Linked DNA regions of Homo sapiens: region 1 is linked to region 2. The links are chromatin contacts, found by Hi-C or POLR2A ChIA-PET in ENCODE. All regions are on one chromosome and are shown on one strand. Each heading gives the region's core, a stretch centred on a gene start or an enhancer-like site at or near the end of the contact. The rest is flanking DNA. Distances are from core to core; before and after follow the strand shown.

Region 1 (3,693 bases), core at 931-3,430, 92 kb before region 2:
CCATCTCAGTAAACTGTACCTGAAACGTGGTTAGTGAACTGAAAATCAAGACCATTACTTCATCTTGCTGAGATATTTTTGGAGCTAATTATCAACAAGTCTTATAATTTTAGGTTATCACATTTGATATCCATGATATCTAGGTCCCTATGGAAGCTATGGAAGTTCTTGATAAATGGGTTAAGTAGCAAAGAGATAAGAATGAGCCCTGTGTCAAGCCACTGGGCAACTAACTCAGGTGGGCACAGATTCTGAGCCTGGGGAGTTTAGTCATTCAACTCTACGTTAAACCACTGAACGCCACTAGCATTTAGCCTCTACTTCTTCACTGGTATTCATGGAGATTATGAAAGATGAAATGTATTATAAACTCTAAATACACAATAGTTATGGAGTTCTGCTCTTATACTTAGTTGAATTCTCAAAAATGGAAATGAACTCAGCCTCATATAATGTGTTCTTAGTGCATCCACGATGTCTTCTAGTGACCTATCATTTCCCCTTCTTAAGTTCACAAGCTATCTGTTTATTAATGTCGTGGATAATATTTTATTTCTTTTTCTTTTTTTCTAGACACAAGGTCTCACTGTGTTGTTCAGGCTGGTCTTGAACTCCTGGACTCAACTGATCTGCCCACCATGGCCTCTCAAAGTGGTGGGATTACAGGCATGAGACATTGTGCTCAGCCTGCCTTTGATAATATTTTCATTATTTGAGTTTGTGAAATCTAACTTCATTCTTCTTTTGAAAACGGAGACCTTAATTTGCTTTTCGTCAGTTACCTGGCACAGCTAGCCTTCTCTGCATTTCTTTAAAGATTCTTGAGATTCTTTCCTGTCTCACTCTCTCAAAGAAAATAAGTATAAGTGAATTACCACTAAGTACAAAGAACATTAAATTTAAACTTGCATGTTTCTAATGGGAATTACCATTTCCAAAGCAATGAGTGTGTGTGACTGTGTGTTTATGTTCATGTCAACATAAATATGTGTTTATGTTGGAGAAAAGTTTACGGCAGAAGAAGGTACCAGTGGCTTACTTTTATTCTCCCATGGTGTCTGAGGACCAGGAAAGAGTTAGAGAAACAAGCCTCCATAAACGCAACATATGGAGTTAGAACCTCACTATGTTGAGCTTGCTTTTAACTTTATTTTCTACTTCTAGTTCTTATTGGCCAGAGTATAGGCTTTTAATGGGGAAGACTTATAGACCGAAAGAAATCAAGAATCTGCTGCCTTCATAGAACTCATTTCTACATTGCAAATCCTGAGTATGTTGACTTCAAGACCAATTAAAACAAAACCAAATTAAATAAACAAAAACAGCTCCAAACGCCAATGGTTATTTCAGACCACAGAGGGGTAAATAAAAGCTTGAATGCTTAAAACCATTGGTTTTGATAAAAGTTATTAGAATTGATGATGCCTCTGCCAAAAATTCACAGTGCCATTGGCTGATATGGCTTTCCCCCCAATTAAAGCTTTCATCTTTAAATGATCTGTGAATAGACAAGACCACATAGTTTATACTTGTTGAAAATGCTACCACATTCCCTTTTTTTTTGGACAAGGTCCTGCTCTGTGGCCCAGACTGGAGTGCAGTGGTATGACCATAGCTCACTGCAGCCTTGAACTCCTAGGCTCATGAGATTTCTTCATCGGCCTCCAGAGTAGCTAGGACTACAGGCCCAAACTAGCACACTGGGCTAATTTTTAAGTTTTTTTTTTTTCTAGAGAGAGTGTCTCACTATGGTGCCCAGACTGGTCTTAAACTCTTGGCCCCAAGATATCCTCACCTCAGCCCTCAGCCTCCCAAAGTGTTGGGATTACAGGCATGAACCACCATGCTTAGCCCCACATTTCTTTTTTCTTTCTTTGTTTCTTTTTTTTTTTTTTTTTTTAACCTTTGTAAGCTTGACATTGTAAAGATTCTTCTAAATTAAGCTATGAGGTTTGCTATTTTGGGCACCCTTCTCGGCAAGCCCATGCCTTGTGACATTACTTCTGCTTTGTTTACCAATAGTGTGTGTCAGGGCTGCTGGTTGTGGCAAACTCAGCCACAAGAGAAGAAGCTGAGAGAACTTTATCTCTCTCACTTGAAGGCACCAACATACTGGAAGGGGAATCTGGAAGATCCGGTGGTCATAAGACATATCATTTATGCATGGTAACTTCTCTCCTAATGAAGTTTAGCAACTAAGATTGTTTCTGGTTTCAGTCTGAAAGAAGGTTCCTATTCATGAAGTACTTCTTGTGTGAAACGGCACACAGTCATCATTTACTTCACAGCTGAACTTTGGTATGAGCTGCTTAACTGCTTTCTTTGACAATAGTTTTTAACCTATTTGCATATTTCCATCAGATTAATCTTTCCAAATCATGGTTCTGATTGTCAGGATAATGATGTATCTACAACTCCTGCCCAAGATAGAATTTCCTTCCTTCCTTCCTTCTTTCCTTCTTTCCTTCCTTCCTTCCTTCCTTCCTTCCTCCCTTCCTCCCTGTCTTTTCTTTCTTTCTTGGAGTCTTGCTTCTTTGCCTAGGCTGGAGTGCAGTGGTGTGATCTCAGCTCACTGCAACCTCTGCCTGCCAGGTTCAAGTGATTCTCCCACCTCAGCCTCTCAAGTAGCTGGGACTACAGGTGCATGCCACCATGCCTGGCTAATTTTTGTATTTTTAATAGAGATGGGGGTTTCACCATGTTGGCTAGATTGGTCCTGAACTCTTGACTTCAAGTGATCTGTCTGCCTTGGCCTCTCAAAGTGCTGAGATTATAGTCTTGAGCCACCACACCAGGCAGAATTTGCTTTCTATCTGGAAGAGTGAAGGAAAAAAAATCATATTTCTACTTTATCATCATTGAATATTTTCTTAATTGGAAAAAGCCTTACAGATAAATATTACTCCTTGGCAAAGAAAGCAATTGCCATTATAATACATCTTCGGGAGAGGGATATCCAAACTAATACTCAATTTACCAGGTAATCTCAAATTTTGTTCAGTTGACATTTGTTGAAATTATTTTACTATTGTCTACTTCATGTTTTCAGTCTGGCACAGAGGAATCACAGTATAAACACAATGTAGATTATATGTACAACTGAACAACAGATGTTAGGTAAACTTGTATTTTCAACATTCCATAAAGTTATCCTGAGATAACCATTTTTTAAAAATTAAAATTATTATAGTATGTAGTCTATTCACTTGTGACATAAAGAGCTAGTGCTCACCAAACATTGTATGTGTTTCCATTTATTTTCTAGCCTCTTTTGCCTTTCAGTTGGGGCCACATGCCTAGTTCTGGCCAGTGAATAATAAGTGGAAGAGGGGGCGGTTCCAAGATGGCCAAGTAGGAACAGTTCCAGTCTACAGCTCCCAGCACGAGCAATGCAGAAGACAGATGATTTCTGCATTTCCAACTGAGGTACCAGGTTCATCTCACTGGGGATTGTCAGACAGTGGGTGCAGGACAGTGGGTGCAGTGCACCAAGTGTGAGCCGAAGCAGTGTGAGGCATTGCCTCACCCGGGAAGCACAAGGGGTCAGGGAATTCCCTTTCCTAGCCAAGAAAAGGGGTGACAGACGGCACCTGGAAAATCAGGTCACTCCCACCCATATACTGCACTTTTCCGATGGTCTTAGCAAATGGCACACCAGGAGATTATATCCCGCACCTAGCTTGGAGGGTCCTA
Region 2 (3,921 bases), core at 366-2,865:
ATGCAGCCAAAAAACACATGAAAAAAATGCTAACCATCACTGGCCATCAGAGAAATGTAAATCAAAACCACAATGAGATACCATCTCACACCAGTTAGAATGGCAATCATTAAAAAGTCAGGAAACAACAGGTGCTGGAGAGGATGTGGAGAAATAGGAACACTTTTACATTGTTGGTGGGACTGTAAACTAGTTCAACCATTGTGGAAGTCAGTGTGGCGATTCCTCAGGGATCTAGAACTAGAAATACCATTTGACCCAGCCATCCCATTACTGAGTGTATACCCAAAGGACTATAAATCATGCTGCTATAAAGACACATGCACATGTATGTTTATTGCAGCAATATTCACAATAGCAAAGACTTGGAACCAACCCAAATGTCCAACAATGATAGACTGGATTAAGAAAATGTGGCACCTATACACCATGGAATACTATGCAGCCATAAAAAATGATGAGTTCATGTCCTTTGTAGGGACATGGATGAAATTAGAAATCATCATTCTCAGTAAACTATCGCAAGGACAAAAAACCAAACACCGCATACTCTCACTCATAGATGGGAATTGAACAATGAGAACATATGGATACAGGAAGGGGAACATCACACTCTGGGGACTGTTGTGGGGTGGGGGGAGTGGGGAGGGATAGCATTCGGAGATATACCTAGTGCTAAATGACGAGTTAATGGGTGCAGCATACCAGCATGGCACATGTATACATATGTAACTAACCTGCACATTGTGCACATGTACCCTAAAACTTAAAGTATAATAATAATAAAAAAATAAAATAAAATAAAATCAGGTACATGTTATAGCAGACACAAATATTAGTAATTAATCAAATTTTGATTTATTTTCTATTATAACAAGAAGTCTAGAGGTAAGTCTTTGCTGGCATTAGTTCAGCAGCTTGATGCTCTTTGGGCCAAGGTCTTTATGATTCTCTTGCCTTTATGTTTGCAAGATGATGGCTACAGCTACATTTCTAGCCCTTCTACCTGTATCTCAGACAGGATAAAGGAAAAAGGAGAAAAAAAAGGTGTGTGCTAGCTGAGTCTTTTAAGAATTTTTCCAGAAGCCCTACTCAATGACTTCTGCTCATATTTTCTGAACCGGAACTCTATGTCATGTGGCTACTGCTATATGTAAGGAAACCTGGGTAACATAAGTTTTATCTGTAAACATTACTGTGCCCTCTGAAATGTGGACTCTGTTAATAAAATAAAAAGAAAAGAAGGATATTGGTTTGGAAGCTAGCAGTATATACCACAACTACATCCCAAGAGCTAAAAATAAAAAGTGAATTGACAGATCCTTCCTCAGTGGGTAGATTCTATTTTGCTTCATACAGCAAAATAGAAGCTTGGGAACTTCCTGTTCCAAAGAGATGTTTAAAGAGCATGCCTCAAAAGGTAACCTTACTTAAGGAGACTGGGGAAGACAACATATTTTAGACACTGGAGTTTACCCAGAGCACAGTTACTATTTTAATTCGTTTGCAACCTGAGGAAATTTTTAGCAGTTGGCAGCTGTGCTGCTTCAAGACTGCGTTTTGGCTCTCCTGTTGATTACTGCTCCTGGTTTCCTGCTGTTGGAGCACACTGTTTTCTTTCACTCAGAGACATCTTGTTCTTTTCTGAGTCACTACACCATTACTCATCTTGAGTTGGTTCCTTGTTGGGTTTCATAAGGTTATCCAGAGAGATGCAGGGACATGAAAAACACTGAACTTGGGAAGATCAAGTGTAGGGTGTTAAGAGATATGAGCTGTTTGTGCTTTTTTCCAGGGTCACACTGAGCAAGTCAGGACTTTTAAATTTGTAAATCAATGAGTAGCCCCTCCACTTTCTGCTATAAGATGAAAAGGAAATTCACCTGTTCCTTGAGAAAACTAGGGCTCTAGATAACTGTGGTTGTAATTTATACCAAGAGTAACATGGAGGGTGGAATTGAAGCCAGGTGCACTCAGGTGGGCATTATAGTAATCCAAGTGAAAGATTATGAGAGAAAATAGGAGATTCATTGGTGGGAGCTCAACCATGGCGGCAAGCAGCATATTGATTCTTCAGAGAGCTAAAAACAGAACTACCATTTCACCCAGCAATCCCATTTCTGGGTATATACCCAGAGGAATATAAATTATTCTACCGTAAAGACACATGCATGCAAATGTTCACTGCAGCACTATTCACAATAGCAGAGACATGGAATCAATCTAAATGTCCATCAGTGACAGACTGGATAAATAAAATGTGGTACATGTACACCATGAAATACTATTCAGCCATAAAAAAAGAATGAGATCATGTCTGTTGCAGGAACATGGATGGAGCTGGAGTCTATCGTCCTTAGCAAACCAATGCAGGAACAGAAAACCAAATGTTCTCACTTATAAGTGGGAGCTGAATGATAAGAACTCAGGGACACAAAGAAGAGAACAATAGGCGTTGAGGTCTCCTTGAGGGTAAAGGGTGGGAGGAGGGAGAGGAGCAGAAAAAAAATGACTATTGTGTCATAAAATAATCTGTACAACAAACCCGTGTGACGTAAGTTTACCTATATAACAAACCTGCACATGTACCTCTAAAACTAAAAAGTTAAAAGAAAAATAAATCAATGAGCCCAGTAGAAGTCCCTCAAGTCTTATTGTTGGTGGTAAAAAGTTCTTTTGTTGTCGATGAAGAAATTATTTCTTTCACATATTTTCTTAGGTATCACCTGTCAGTAGGTACACATAGGTACCCATATTAGTAAACGAAACAAAGCAAAACAAACAATAACAAATATCGAACACTTGTTGAGCATTTCTTATATGCCAGGAACTCTTTCAAGCTCTTTACTTATTTAATCCTCACAACAGCTCTAAATTAGGTCTCGTGATTATCCCTATTTTGCAGATGAGAAAACAGATCCGGAGATGTTAGTAAATCATTTGCACAAGGTCACATAACCAGTTAGTGTGGAACCTGAATTTGAATCCAGGTTTAATTATCAAGTTCACATGATCAACAACAACATGATATTGTCTCATTACAGTGTGAACAACACCAGTTACACTGACTCTGGCCTCTCCTGTTTTCACAGAACCTCAATTTCTTGTAATGTGCCCCTGAAGAATTTTTGCCAACAGAGATGGTCTCACATGCCATCACAAACCACTTAACTATTGTGGGGCACCACTGCTCGATCCTTCTATGTCCTTAGGCACTGATGGATCCTGGAAACCTTGTAAAGCCCTGCTGTGGGGTGGGTTGTAGCAAAAAGGAGGACTCCATTTTTCTGCTGTGCTACACTCTGGGAGCAAGACCTCAAAGCTGTACTAAGGTCTTGCTGAGTTTTAAGCCTCCTTTTCAGATTTTTACTTACAGCCTTTCTCTTCTCTCTAGGACCCAATTATGAGTACAACTGGAGATATATCAGAGTAACAGCCCCCATTTTGGGCTCATACTTCCCTGTCCATCTCCCACTAAAACTTAATCTTTTGTTATTAGCCAAACTCAGTATGCATGGCTCCTTCTCAGACCTGAGTTTTCTCCTTAGAGGCTGCTCAGGCACACAAGAAATGGGCTTCTATGCAACCTATTCTTCAGTTTCCTAAACAATAAGGCATGTCTGAATCCCACAGCAGGCCCATTCCAGAACTCCCAGTACCATCCCATGAGACACCACCAGTTCCACAAATCATAGCCTTCCCTCTATCTACACTCCCACAGCTGCTGTGAACTCCATCAAGCCCAGAGTAGAAAAAAAAGGCTGCTTTTCTGACTTGCACCTACTCAAGCCAGGGTGTAACACTCTTGAGTAACAAACTTAAGTAACACTCCAGACATTACAGTTTTCTTGCTTTCCTCTGACAAGTCATAATGAACAGTCTGTTCTGCTTATCTTCCTTAACCTGGTGGTAAAAACTTAT

What was found. Hi-C counts contacts between places; a loop is a spot of excess contacts on that map. ChIA-PET counts read pairs that join two places held with the same protein, here RNA polymerase II (POLR2A).
Region 1: a map of aorta shows a loop between it and region 2 (2.2-fold over the local background). The contact joins two enhancer-like sites. A Hi-C loop is called at or near these places in 1 of 168 maps with a recorded cell type or tissue (aorta). POLR2A ChIA-PET finds 5 or more read pairs at or near these places in 2 of 52 experiments (T-cell and naive thymus-derived CD4-positive, alpha-beta T cell).

Annotation. Positions count from the first base shown.
Region 1 is chr3:102,036,596-102,040,288 of GRCh38, forward strand. No RefSeq gene overlaps it. Among named protein-coding and RNA genes, the nearest start is that of RDUR, 98 kb to the left of the region's middle. Within about 2 kb of position 2,181, at least 4 of the 41 ENCODE cell types and tissues checked have a DNase peak (open chromatin) inside an H3K27ac peak, as active enhancers do.
Region 2 is chr3:102,128,801-102,132,721 of GRCh38, forward strand. No RefSeq gene overlaps it. Among named protein-coding and RNA genes, the nearest start is that of RDUR, 190 kb to the left of the region's middle. Within about 2 kb of position 1,616, at least 14 of the 41 ENCODE cell types and tissues checked have a DNase peak (open chromatin) inside an H3K27ac peak, as active enhancers do.